Regions from separate parts of the Mus musculus genome. Here region 1 is linked to region 2. The links are chromatin loops, found by intact Hi-C in ENCODE. Cell type or tissue: left cerebral cortex. All regions are shown on one strand. Links, peaks and the distances in the headings refer to the core of each region. The heading gives the core; the rest is flanking DNA. Region 1 holds the start of Dap3 (death associated protein 3). Region 2 holds the start of Gm15998 (a long non-coding RNA gene).

Region 1 (6,828 bases), core at 712-5,711, 370 kb after region 2:
AGTAGCTGGGCACAGTGATGCATGCTCTTACCCCAGCACTCAGGCCGGAGCCATCCAGAGGTCTCTGTCTGAGCCAGCCTGCTCATCTACACACTAAACGTAAGGTCTCTATTTCTTCCGATTCTCAGGATGGATATGGATATATACATATACATATATATATATCCTCTAGACTAGGAAACATCCCAATAGTACAGTCGAGTTAGTTCAAAGATCCTTTCCTCGTTTTCCAAGTGGGGATCTGTCCTACAAAATTAGCCTTTCGAAGAATTCCTACAGTCCAGCCAAGACGTTCCAATATCCAAAGGCACATATCAATAATTTACAGATCCCAAAAACAGTTTACTCATAAATGCCAAAAGAAACTGCCAAAGCATCCAGGCAGTTGGCTCATGACTGTAACCCCAGAAAGCTATGTTAAGAACATTACAAGCCTCAAATTTGAGGCCAGCCTGGGCCACATAATGGGTCCTGGGCTAGTCTGGGCTATATAGAGAGTAAGACCCTTTTTCAAAACAAAAGGAAAATGTCAAAGAAGATATACTCTAATTACAAACATACCACCTGTTGGATGATGCTACTCTTGTGTCCATCTGCCTAGATTCTTTCTAAATTAAGTAGCTTTTAAATTCATATTCTCTCTCTCTCTCTCTCTCTCTCTCTCTCTCTCTCTCTCGTGTGTGTGTGTGTGTGTGTGTGTGTGTGTGTGTGTGTGTGTAGTGTGTAGTCATCAGCAGAGACTGGAAAAGGGTGTGTGTGTGTGTGTGTGTGTGTGTGTGTGTGTGTGTGTGTAGTGTGTAGTCATCAGCAGAGACTGGAAAAGGGTGCCAGATACCCTGGAGCTAGAGTGGACCCCAGGCCTCCTGTAACCAGGGGCTGACCTTAAACTTAATGTGAAGCTTGAGCTCAGGCGCCTCCTGCCTCAGCCTCCGGAATGCTTGGATTGCAAGTGTGTGCCACATTCAGACTGGTTTTTTAAAAAGGGTTGGTGGTTTCAGTTCCACAGATTTATTTGCTCTCTGTATGTTCACAACTCCCCTCTTATGCATCCCTATCTATTCCAACAACCTAATCAACAGATCTTGATAATTCTTACCCCAAGACAGGAATCAATTATTTTGTTGGATGAGTCCGAAAAGATCCTGTCACTGGCAGAAATAAAGTCAAGCTGCCCAAATACGAGTGTGGCTCTTTGGTAGAATGCCTGCTAGCAGGGTTAATCTATTCCCCCTGACCCTCCCCCTGACCCCCCACCCCCCCCACACACACACACACAAAAAACCCAACCAGCAACAAACAACAGCTATACAGATACAAAGTAGGCTGTGGAAGCAGTTTAACTTTTTATTTATTTATTTATTTATTTATTTATTTGGTTTTGGGAGACAGGGTTTCTCCCTGTAGACCTGGCTGTCCTGGAACCAACTCTGTAGACCAGGCTGGCCTCGAACTCAGAAATCCACCTGCCTCTGCCTCCCAAGTGCTGGAATTAGAAACATGTGCCACCACTGCCCAGCAACACATTGGAACTTTCATACATACTAAGCTGTCAGAAGTGGTCTGCTTGCTTTGTAAACACAACAAAATTACAAATACCTATCTCATATAGGACAGTGTATATTCTATACATGTTTGACACTTTTAAGTTCTCCCAAGCATAATCTAACCAATCATATTTACCTACTTTCAAAATACACTTGTATTTGGCAATAACAATCTCCTGAGGCACTATGATAATATGGACAATACATTACTAAATTAGTAATCAAAATATCTCAACATTGCCACTAATTTAACACATGACCTTGGAAAAGTACCTCTTTATGCCGGGATTTCCTATTCTCCTATAATTTTTACAGTTTTAGGATTACGAACTGAAAGAGTACTCTGAATATAAAAACTTTATGCACTACTATAAATCCACACGGTCAAAAACATCTCCCCTTATTCTCAGCCTAATAGCGATCACTCTGAGGATGTTGGTCTGGCTTTCATATTTACACAACTGACTCTATTCAAAGGCACAGACTATGTCAAGTTTCTCCCCTTCCTGATCTTAGCATGCATTCTGTATTATCATACTAATCATACTAATGCTAAAATACATGCACATTTATCGACCTAGAGAACACATGTCCCAGCATTTGTTTTTAAATAAGCTAACTTACAAAGGGAACTTCCCCAAATGCAGGCAAACTCTTCCTGAACACTCTCCATCCTCGAATTATACACATATAAACAGAGCAGCTATAAACCAACAGACCATCTGGTCTTCAAGACCCAAAACATTTCTTTCCAAGTAGAAACTAACCAGTGACATTTATTAAACTTATTAACACTCAGATCACTATGTCATGTCTGCATATATTTCCGCCTTTCGAGAACACCACAGATCTTGTACAGGTAAACTACCCGCTGAAGATCATCTCCCTTGCTACTTTTGTCCCTTACTTAAACAGACATAAACTGGATCTTGGGGGATGCTCCAATCGGGCCTACTACACAAACTAACCTGTCAGGGGCACAAGCGACTCCGCCTCCACTCGCTTACTTTCCCGTCCCCCTCCCCCAAACCAAGAGCCCGCTGGTCAGGGACACCCCGTCACCCCGCCTAGAGGGACTTCCCGGTAAGCTCAGGATCCCTATCCCTGCTCTCCCTTCCCCCATCCTCACCCCGCTCTCCCGGAGGTCCAGGTCCGGGGGGGTGACAGCGGATCCCGGGTAGCCAAGGAGAGACTACTTGGGGCCTTCAAAGGCCTGCTCACACCGCACTACTCACCGTGCGAGGCCGAGAGCGCCGAGTGCAGGCAAGTGGAGAGAGAGAGGGTGGCAGCCTGGCGCCTCGGCTTCCCTGGCTCCACACTGTAACCCTTCCCGCTTGTCAGGAGGCGGCCAGCGGGTAAGCGGACCGGCGGAAACGCGAGAGAGGAGAAGCCAAAGGCGTAGGTCGGGAAAGGGGAAACCGAGAGAAGGCGGGTCCGGCAACCGAGACCGGGATCGTCTCCCCCCTCCGCAAAGCGAACCCAAAATGGCGGCGGGAGCGGCAGCGGCGGCGGCAGCGGCGGCGGCGGCGGCGGCTCTGGGGAGGGAGGGAGCGAGCGAGCCAGCGAAGGGCGCCGCGTGCCCCCCCTCCCGCCTCCCACTCCTCCCTCCGCGCGCTCTCCCCGCCGCCCTCCCTCCCTCCCTCCCTCCCTCCCTCACCCGACTCCGGCCGCGCAGCGCGCACGCCCGCCCGCACGCTTCCGAGTGGGTCCGGACTGGTCGCGAGCTGCGCCCTCCAACCACCGCCTCCGGCCGCCCCGCGCCGCCAGCACCGACGCGCTCGCTCTGGGGCCTCCGGCTCGCGCGCTCCCGACTCCCTCTCGGCCCTCACGCGTACCTTCCTTGGCGCGAGCCCGAGCCTCCTCCCTCCTCCTCCTCCTCCTCCTCCTTCTCCTCCTCGGCTCGCCTCCCTCTCTTCCCCGCCCCCACGGCTACCAACGGCAGCCACGGCTGCCGCCGCCTTCGCCCCCACCCCTCGAACGTGCGCCTCCCACAATCCCCCCCGCGGGACGTTCCATTGCGCGCCCCTGCTGGGGCCGGGGAGAAGCGGGCACGCCCGCGCAGACGAGGCTGGCCACGGTGACCGGAATGTTTTGAAGAGCGAGCGAAGGTACCTAGGCGCGGACCTCCTGGGACGGGCCACCGCGACGCCGAGGCTTGCTGCCCGCTTCCGGCCGCGGGGCGGGTGGCGCGGTGCCCCTCCGCTGGGCTGTGGTTGCAGCCGCGGCGACTGCGCGTTGGGTAGCTTCCTGCCACACGACCCGAGCTTGCTTCACAACTGCAGGACGGGTGCCTGGGATCCAGCCGCTGGCGGTGTGTGCGGGTCACCGGAGCAGGAGTCCTAGTGTTGGACTCATGGTAAGGGGACTGAGCCACACAGGGGATGCAATGATGAAGGAGGGAAAGGAGCGTGTATTTGAACTGCCCCGAGATAGGGAATGAGGGCAGCAGTGTCGGTGATCCTCCAAGAGGGCATCCTTCAGACCCGGGGCTGCGGACCTGGGACCGGAGGATGAACGGACAGAACGGCTGTTAATATGTTAATGTAGTTTAACCTTGTTAAAGTCCCAGAGGGTACCTATCCTCTGTGATGCTTGTGTGATCCTTGTGCACTTCTCAAAGATTGTGCGAACTCGGTTTGCAACTGGCAGCCTGATGTTAGAGCAGTGGTCCGCGCAGCCTTCCTAATGCTACGACCCTTTAGTACAGTTCCACATGGTGACTCCCTACCATAAAATTAGTTTTGTTGCTACTTCGTAACTGTAATTTTGCTGTTATGAATCTTAATGTAAACATCTGATATACAGGATATCTGATATGGGATCCCTGTGAAGGGTTGTTAGACCTCTCCTCGGGTCGCCACCCGCAGGTTGAGTGTGTGAGGGGATGAAACTATGCACTGAGATTTTATTTCTGGATTTGATCTTTTAGGCCTTCAAATTTTTCCAAGTTATTTATGAGATGCTGGTAGTAAAAATTAGCTAACCCCAAAATATACCTTCAGGGTTGGAGTATGAAATAATGAGATCATATATGTAAAGCAGAATTAGCTCCTGGGTACGGGGAAAATGCGGAGTATTATTGTTATCATTTACAGTGCTGTTGATGTTGATAAGATTTGTAGGTGTAATTGGTAGTTTGTGTTCTATTCATCTAAATTGCTAGTTAAACCAGACCTATGGCATTCATTGGCTGCTAGTATTTGTTTCCGTGTTGACATTGGATGAGTGAATTCAGGGCATGTGATGTTAAAACCCCAACGTTTGATCTACTCATTTTTAGTCTCCCACAAAAAGCAAAGCAAAATTTTAGAGGAATGGCACCTTAAGTTTCCTTTCTTATCTGTGAATTCTTACCTTTGTGATTCAGGGGAAATTTAAACATTACTGCGTTCCATTCATCTCCAGAACCCATTCAATTAATATTCAGTCTTTTTTTGGAATAGGGGTTAAATTGTCTTTTGAGTGGTTGTTTATTTGTTTGTTTTGACAGTCTCACTCTTTAGCCCAAGCTTGCCTGAAACTCTGACAGTCATCCTGTCTTAGCCTCTTTAGAGGTTGGATTATAGGCATGAACCCATACCTGGTTTTCAGATAACCCAACCTTTCCCTATTGGCTGTATGCATTGGGGATTGATTATCTTTGTGTTTCCTTCTTTGAGTTAAAGAGACAATCAGCCTTAATTGACTAGCTGTGAAGTTACTTTTGCTAACCAAGCCCATGCAGTCTACCCAGGGTTGCAGGAATCTTTCTTCAGTAGCTTCCTGTGTGCAACTTTGTATAGGTGTGTGCTTGCATGTGTGCAGACTGTCCGACTGATTTACAGGGTCTATCTCAAAGGACATGGAAATGTTAAAATCAGTGTCACATACTTAAATACTAGGACTAGAAAGCTTGAAGCTATAATCTCAACACTCCACAAAGTGGAGGCAGGAGGATGGAAACTTGGAGGTCATCCACAGCTATGCAGCAAAGTCTTGACTAGCCTGAGTTCCGTGAGACAGTCTCAGAACAACAGTGGGGTTGGGGTGGGGGGCAGGTGAGAGAAAGTTAGTCTGAAGAGCACTGACGGACTTCTGTACTGTTCCTGTTGAACCCTTACAACAGGGAGACTCTTCCTTTTCCAAGCAAAGCTTGAAGTTCAAAGAAATCTGTAACTTGATCTTTAGACTTTAGTTTCCTAACTTTTCCCCTATATCACACTGCCTTCGTAGTAAAAATTCTTTATTTGTATGTGTGTGTGTATATATGGGTGTTTTGTATACATGTATGTCTGTGCATCCTGTGTGTGTGTGTGTTGCCCCCAGAGGCCAGAAGAGGGTGTTGGGTCACCTAAGATTGTGAGCCCCTGCATGGGTGCAGGAGATGGGGTGAGGCACATTAATTTTCCTTCTGTAGTCCCAGTGTTTCTCCAGGAACCCAAACCTGGGCGAGTAGGAGCAAAAAATGTAGCATAAATATGTTTGATTGTGCTGTGCACATGTGCATGCACACTCTTGGGGTGCCAGAGGTCAACTTTAAATGCCACTATTGAGGAGCTAGTCTACTAGTTATTCCTGTTTTGTTTGTTTTGGGTTTCTCTGTGTAGCCCTGGTATCCCTGGAACTCTGTAGACCAGGCTGAACTTAGATTCCCCTGTGTCTGCCTCCAGTGCTGGATTTAAAGGTGTGTGCCTTTATACCAGGTCAGTAGTTGTTGTTGTTGTTGTTGTTGTTGTTGTTGTTTTCTGAAGTAGCTGCCTGCCTAGAACTCAGGTGAGCTGGATTTGATTAGTTACTGGCCTGACTGTCTCCACATTACCCAGTCTTGGAATTATAAAGTATCTACCGCCATGCCTGGCTTTTTATATGTCTAGGATTACATTTTAATGACAAGCACTTTGATAACTGAGTCATAGTTTCCAGCCAAAGCTGTCCTTTTCCCTAATGAAATTAATGGAAACAACTAGTCTTCACTAATTTCCATACAGTCTTTCTCAGTCCACACAATTGAGTGCCGACTTAATATAACAAGGCCTTGGATTTGATCCCCATTACTGCCAGCCCAGTTCCCTGCCCCAGAAATAGTGCTCTGTGCAATTATTTGGTTCATCAATGTGATTGTATTTTCTACTTATGTAGTTGTTGTTTTGAGACAGAGTCTCTCCATGTAGTACTATGTGGCCTGGAACTTGCTGTGTAGAAAACAGGCTGGCTTTGAACTCACAGATTAAAGACCTACATGTACATCCCCACACCTGGCTGTTCTTGCAAGTTGTTGGTTTTTTTCTTAAAAGTATTTTAAAGG
Region 2 (6,828 bases), core at 578-5,577:
AACTGGATACAGCTACCTTGCCAGCAGGTTTTGAACCAAGTGGCCAGGTTTTTTTTTTTTTTTTGGGGGGGGTGCATTTCTGGGGCTTTTCTGCCGTCAATCACAGAGATAGGTAAGAGGAGGCTTCTTCTCTTGTCGCTGTCACACAGCAACCACTAAATATACCCAGCTCACCGTCTTGAGGAAACTGAGGCACCACCTGTAGGAACATCTTTGGAGTTGGCTTAAAATCCACTGTAATGGGTGTGTGGTTGGAAGGGATGGGGCAGCTGCAGGGAGGAGCTGCTTCCAAATCAAACCGGATACACGGGTGAGGCCAAGGGAACAAGGCCCCAGGGGAGCTATGGGGCTGCCCCAGGCCTGCCACCATGTGCTGGCTAGCTGGCCGCCCCCTCCCCAGGTCCTTAGGGAAGGAACAGGAGCCTAGGGTTTAGGGTGGACACACAATGCATGGGTGGTGCCTGGGAGCAATCAGGCCTTGTCTAACCCGTTTTCCTGCTCCCAGCGCCCCGTCGAGACTCCTGCCCACCTGAGTGCCAGGGACAGGGAGGGGCCTGAGTGACCCATCACTCCCATGGGAACCAAGTGGGACTGGTGGCATTCCTGATGACTCAAGAAGGCTGTGCCCGTTCTTACTAGAGAGTCCAAACACCAGCTGTTACCCATCTGCCTCGTTCCTAGTCTTGGGGACCGGGCAACACAAGTACAGCCAACGATGTTGGGTAATGACAGGGAGGACCCTCAAGGCCTCATCCCAAGAAGAGGCCTCCAAGATCATTTCCCTAATGTGTCTAATTATTGTTTGTGAAACAAGGTTCTGCTTGGTGACATGGGGAGCCAGTTCTTTCCCTCAGTGAGTTCTCAGGGTCTAGGGACCCCGATGGATTGACATTTTACCCTGTGGCCCATGCTTCCCTGTGCCCACAACAGTCCCATAGCACTACCAACATGTGTGCATACTTGCCTTAAAGAAGTTAAAGACGACTTCTACCCGATCTTCCACACGTGTGGATTGAGCTGCCTCTGACTCCCTACACCGTTCAGTGCCACCACAAAGGATGTCCACAGCAACACTTAGATGGGACTGTCAGGCAGGCGAGACTTCCAGGGCATCCAGATCTGCTTCTCTGTCGCAGAGACTCATCTGGAATGTGGCAGACACAGTCATCTTGTCTAGGCGCTGTGCTATTGTTACTCTGCCTATCCTGGGGGTTGGGGGGGGGGGGCAGTGGCATCTAGGTGGAGAAAGATGTGGAATGAAGCAGAAGTCCTAGCAAGATGACAGGTCAAACCCGAGCTCTTCAGCTCCCTGGTCTGTGTCAGGTTATTGGGGACCTAATGGTTTATGGCCTCAGGATGGAGGGAAATAGGACTCAGAAGCACAAAGATAGAGGTCTTGTCATGTAGGAGATACAGGGCAAACCCCTGAGATTGTTGGGACCAGCTAAAACTGGCATAGGCGCAGCACACATGCAATCTAGCTCTTCTGAGTGTCTGCCGCTTGTGAGTGGGTGGTGGACATTTTTGTGTTGGTGCCATAGAGCTTGTGCATGCATGTGCGTGAAGCTGCCATACATGTGTGTATGAGGGCAAGTCCTGTCGGACTGACCTGGGGTGGACCTGCAGCAGCAAAAGGCATTCTGGGAGAAGAGAGAAGGGAAGAGAGAGAGAGAGAGAGAGAGAGAGAGAGAGAGAGAGAGAGAGAGAGAGAGACAGCGCGAGAGAGCTTGGGTTCCAAGGAAGGGATCTCTCTACTTTCACCCTACCCTTCCATTCATTCCTTCAGTCCCTCCTCTGGCCTGCTGAATTATGGGGAATGGTCTAAGGAAATCCGGGCCTAGGTCTGGGAGTCGTTGGGGCCTGTGCGTTTCTGTGGCAACCAGAGCTAGGTTCCTTCTTTTCTCCGCCCCTCTCCCTTTCCTCTCCTTCCTTAGGAGGTAGGCCAGGCTTCCTTGTGCTTTTGCTACCCTCTGGTGGCCACCAGGGGAAAGACAGGCCCAAAAGGAGAGGACACAAGGGACTGGCACACTAGACCACAGGCACAGAAATGGGCTGAGAAAAGATTGTAGAAAAAGCCAAGAGAGTGAGGGACTGAAGTGTTATGATCAAAATATATATATAGTGTTCTAATGAAGGTCCGTGGGGTGTTGACAGGGTGTTGACATGGAAAGCCTTGGAGCATTGGAGTTTCTTCTCTGACCCACTTCATTTGTCCACAGCCTGCGGCGAGAGGGCTACACCGTGCAGGTGAACGTGAACGACTATCTGGATATTTACTGTCCGCACTACAACAGCTCAGGGCCTGGCGGCGGGGCGGAGCAGTACGTGCTGTACATGGTGAACCTGAGCGGCTACCGCACCTGCAACGCCAGCCAAGGCTCCAAGCGCTGGGAATGCAACCGGCAGCACGCCTCGCACAGCCCCATCAAGTTCTCCGAGAAGTTCCAGCGTTACAGCGCCTTCTCGCTGGGCTATGAATTCCATGCCGGCCAAGAATACTACTACATCTGTGAGTGCCGGGTCCTGGGTCTTCTGAATGACAGGGTGGGGTCCCAGGGATCCCCGGCCAGCCGTTGTAGTGGTCACCAGGGATAGGCTTCAGGGTTTCAGCTCTGAGAAGTTGCAAGGCTGTGGGGATGGGGTGACAGTCCCAAATTTGGGTCGCAGAGCATTTCTGTTGGGATGGGCTAGCCACGAAGTCATGGTGACCAATGTCCAAAGAAAGATTGGAGCAGAGACTTGGGGACACAGCCGGATGCGGGCAATTTGGAGGGGGATGGGAGTCTATGTTAAAGCCGCAAGGGCACCAAGTGAGTGAAAGAAATCTCCTCCCCAGCCACGCCCACTCACAACCTGCACTGGAAGTGTCTGAGGATGAAGGTGTTCGTCTGCTGCGCCTCCAGTGAGTAGCGTCGGTTTCCAACCACGTCCGCATCCTTGCCTCCCTGCTTTGGGGCTCCCTTGGCTTCCTGGGGATGGGGGCGGAGGGCACAGGCGACCGGGATGGCTCCCCAGCTGTAGCAGGGGGAGGGGGTCCTGGCCCTGACTTTCCCCTCCTCTCTCCCCACCCGCACCCCACCCCGCAGCATCGCACTCCGGGGAGAAGCCGGTCCCCACTCTCCCCCAGTTCACCATGGGCCCCAATGTGAAGATCAACGTGTTGGGTGAGTCTGCGCAGCGCCCTCTTGTGGCCACTGCTGGAATCGCAGCCCCCTTCCCAGTGCATGCTTCCCACCCACCCCCTCCCGCATGCCTTCCCATGGGACACGAGCCCTTCCGGCCCCTCCCCCGTGGGTGGTCACATCTCTGGCTCCACTGCTGCTGCTGCTGCCGCCGCCGCCGCGTGCCCCCCGCCCCAGCGCACAGCACAGCCCTTACCAGTTTGCCTATTTATCTTTCCACAGAAGACTTTGAGGGAGAGAATCCCCAGGTGCCCAAGCTTGAGAAGAGCATCAGTGGGACCAGCCCCAAGCGGGAACACCTGCCTCTGGCCGTGGGCATCGCCTTCTTCCTCATGACGCTCTTGGCCTCCTAGCTCTGCCCCTTCCTATGACAGAGAGAGGTGGGAAGGGCTGAGAAGGAGCAGGGAGCTTGCTGTGGGGCCTACATCCTTCTTCCCATGGTTGGGAGCGGGGTCTGCACTGTACATCTCTCTGGGCCTGCCCTCTTTGCCCACACACTCTCTAGGACAGGCACCGTAGTGGATCAGGCACAGGGACAGCCACAGGTCCCAGGTGGCCTGTGGCTTTGGTAATGTTTGGTACCAAACCTGGGGGCTATAAAGGCAGTGCTCAGGACTCCCTGGCCCCTGGTACCTTTCCCTGACCCTTGGTGCCCTCCCTCTTTGTCCCCCAAGAGGCAAATATGCCCCAGAGAGAACAAACGAAGCATGGGAGGTGCCCCCTGTCCTCTCCTCTGGGGCAGAACATGGGGAGGGGACTAGGTGGGTGAGGGGTGGAGCCTCAGGCTGCCCCTCCCCCTGTTTACAGCAATAAGCATGTCCTCTCCCTCCACTCCCACATAGAGGACTGTGGTTTGGATTGAATCCAAGTTTACAAATAGACACCCCTGGGGGGGAGCAGGCAGTGGACAGGGGTGGGCATCGGGGTGCCAGACAGGCATGTACAGACTCTATATCTCTATATATAATGTACAGACAGACAGAGTCCCTTCCCCTTCTTAACCTTGACCTTTCTCGACTTCCCCTTCCAGACTCAGACCCCTTCCCCTACCAGGTTAGGCCCCCCTTGGGACCCCCCTGGCCCCTCTTTTGTCTTCTGTGAAGACAGGACCTATGCAACGCACAGACACTTTTGGAGACCGTAACAACAATGCCCCCTCCCTTCCAGCCCTGAGCCGGGAACCAACTCCCAGGACCTTGCCCTGCCCACCCTAAGTGGTCCCCACCCATCCTGGGCCTTTTTCAAGTGCTTTGGCTGTGACTTTCATACTCTGCTCTTAGTCTAAAAAAAATAAACTGGAGATAAAAATACCTGAGTGTGTGTGGTTTCAAGGGGCCACGTCCCTCTGTTTCACTGGCTGAACCAATCCTGTGGGGCTCAAGGCCCGGGTGAGCAGGCATTCTAGGTTAGAGGCCACAGAGTGGAGAGAGGGACAGAGCTTCAAGTTGAGCCCGGGTGACTTTGGGCAGGTTCCTTAACCTTTCTAGGCTCCGGCTTCCCACAGGGAAAGTGGTGTGAGTACCCGCTTCCCAGGCCCTGTGTACCCGAGTTAAGGCTCAGGCTGGTGCGCTCTATGCTGTAGTCAGAAGCTTTTGGCTGGGTCCAGGGATTTCAGGGGATTTGTGATCCTAGATAGGAAAAAAAAAGTTACATGGTTATTTTCACTCACCTGTGACAAGTTTAACATTCCCTTTCTGTACTTGGGCAACAGGCCACAGCAGCATAAAGAGTACGTGTGACTTTGTAGCCAACAGAAATCCCAGATGTTTTCAGACCTGCTTTATATCTCAGAATATCATTTATGTGTCACTACTTTGAAATGATCATAGTTGTTAGACTTTACTTGTTTTTAACATGTTAATAAAGAAACATATATATTACATACCAAAAATGTAAATGTCTCTTAACTGTGTTTCAATAATGACACTTTGAGGTTTTATTCATTTGAAAATGTGCACCCTGTTGGGGCCTGGGCTCCACATAACCACAGCATCGTGTCAAGAGAGCAGAAAGGACAGGTCATGTGTGAGACCATCATAGAAGCTGCTCAGGATACAGGGAGGTGACTTTCTCACAGCCCAAGGGACCTTACCCTACCCTTCTTCTCTTATTGGCACCAAGGACAGGCTAGATCCTAGGTAAACATCTCTCCTATGTGGCTGTCTGTTGCACTGTGACAGCAGTAGCCAAGTATGGTGGTACATACCTGTAGTCTGAGCACTCAGTGGAGCTGAGGCAGGAGGACTGCTGCAAGTTCAAGGACAGACTAGACTCCTGAGTGCGACCCTATCTGAGAGTGTGCAGTTTCTTGGTAAGTTTTCGATATCACCTAGCAGATGCTTGGAGTGGAGGACAAGCAGGGAAAGAACCCAGGGCAGATGGTGGACCAGTGTGACACACTACTGTACCAAAAGACAGGAAAGGCAGGCTCCAGTTTTCCATGCTCACAGTCGATACTCAAGGAACACCTGCCAAGAGCCAGGTTCTGGTGGGACAGAGAAGACATTGTCTGTACTTTCAGACACGATGATTTCCAGGTGTGGGCTGTACACCCGTAATCCTGCTGCTTGGGAGACTGAGGTAAGAAGACAGAGTTCAAGGATAGTGTGGGCTACATGTGCTTTGTCAAAACACGACCCGGGCCAGGATGGCTCCACGGCAAATCACTTGTGAAGGTCTGATGACTTGCATTTGATGACAGAAGCCGCATAAAGGCAGGAGAGAGATGTCAGATGGTGTCCTCTGTTTCTACTTATACTCAAGTGAGCGTGTGTGTGTGTGTGTGTGTGTGTGTGTGTGTGTGTGTGTGTGCACAAACAACTGTTAAAGCTCCTGTGCTGGCTAGCATTATGTCAGCTTGACACAAGCTGTTGTCATCTGAGAGGAAGGAACAACAACTGAGAATATGCCTCCATAAGATCCAGCTGTAGGCAAGCCTGTAAGGCATTTTTTAAATTAGTGATTGGTGGAGGAGGGTCCAGCCCATTGTGAGTGGTGCCATGCCTGGGTTGGTAGTTTTGGGTTCTATAAGAAAGCAGGCTGCCCAAGTTGTGATGAGCAAGCCAGTAAGCAATACTCCTCCAAGGTCTCTGCATCAGCTCCTGCCTCCAGGTTCCTGCCCTGTTTGAGTTCCTGTCCCAACATCTTTCAATGATGGACTATGATGTGAAACCATAAACCAAAATAAACCACCCTTTTCTCCCCAACTTGCCTTTGTTTGTTTGTTTGTTTGTTTGTTTCTGGAGTCAGTGTTTTTCTTCATAGCCTTGACTGTCCTAGAACTTGTTCTGTAGACCAGGCTGGCCTCAAACTCAGAGATCTACATGCCTCTGCCTCCCAAGTGCTGGGATTAAGGGCATGTGCCACCCAGATGTGTGTGTGTGTGTGTGTGTGGTACCAACTTGCTTTTTGATTATGGTGTTTCATTGCAATAATGACAACCCTAACTAAGACAGCTCCTACTTAATTCCATATCTCTTAGGGTGTGCTGGCTAGTTTTATGACAACTTGACACAAGCTGTAGTCATCAGAGAGGAGGGAACCTCAGCTGAAAAAAAATACCACCTTAAGATCAGGGTGTAGGGTATTTTCTCAATTAGTGATTGATGAGAAGAGGCAGCCCACTGTGGGTGGCACCATCCCTAGG

The links. Peaks named below come from ENCODE experiments on the same cell type or tissue, not always from the same donor. Only the 100,000 strongest peaks of a DNase experiment are listed, where the experiment ranks them.
Region 1: a loop joins it to region 2, with 2.3 times the contacts of the local background. A loop is called at or near these places in 1 of 42 quality-filtered maps.

The regions. Positions count from the first base shown.
Region 1 is chr3:88,946,940-88,953,767 of GRCm38, reverse strand. It overlaps Dap3 (death associated protein 3), which reads left to right and starts at 3,486. Exons shown (of 13, transcript NM_022994.3): 1 at 3,486-3,900. The coding sequence starts at 3,898. It also overlaps a transcript of Ash1l not described here. In left cerebral cortex, for the core only: CTCF peaks have their summits at 2,804 and 3,590; DNase peaks (open chromatin) are centred at 2,818, 3,433 and 3,760; H3K4me3 peaks cover 3,314 bases; H3K27ac peaks cover 2,332 bases.
Region 2 is chr3:89,312,144-89,318,971 of GRCm38, reverse strand. It overlaps Efna3 (ephrin A3), which reads left to right. Exons shown (of 5, transcript NM_010108.2): 2 at 2,220-2,509; 3 at 2,837-2,902; 4 at 3,087-3,164; 5 at 3,405-5,073. The coding sequence ends at 3,535. It overlaps Gm34014 (a long non-coding RNA gene), which reads right to left. Exons shown (of 3, transcript XR_867453.3): 3 at 5,071-5,667. It overlaps Gm15998 (a long non-coding RNA gene), which reads right to left and starts at 2,226. Exons shown (of 2, transcript XR_003954662.1): 1 at 1,767-2,226; 2 at 1-1,144. In left cerebral cortex, for the core only: CTCF peaks have their summits at 1,981 (motif pointing left), 2,977 and 3,179 (motif pointing left); DNase peaks (open chromatin) are centred at 1,965, 2,341, 2,836, 3,208 and 2 more places; H3K4me3 peaks cover 693 bases; H3K27ac peaks cover 2,622 bases.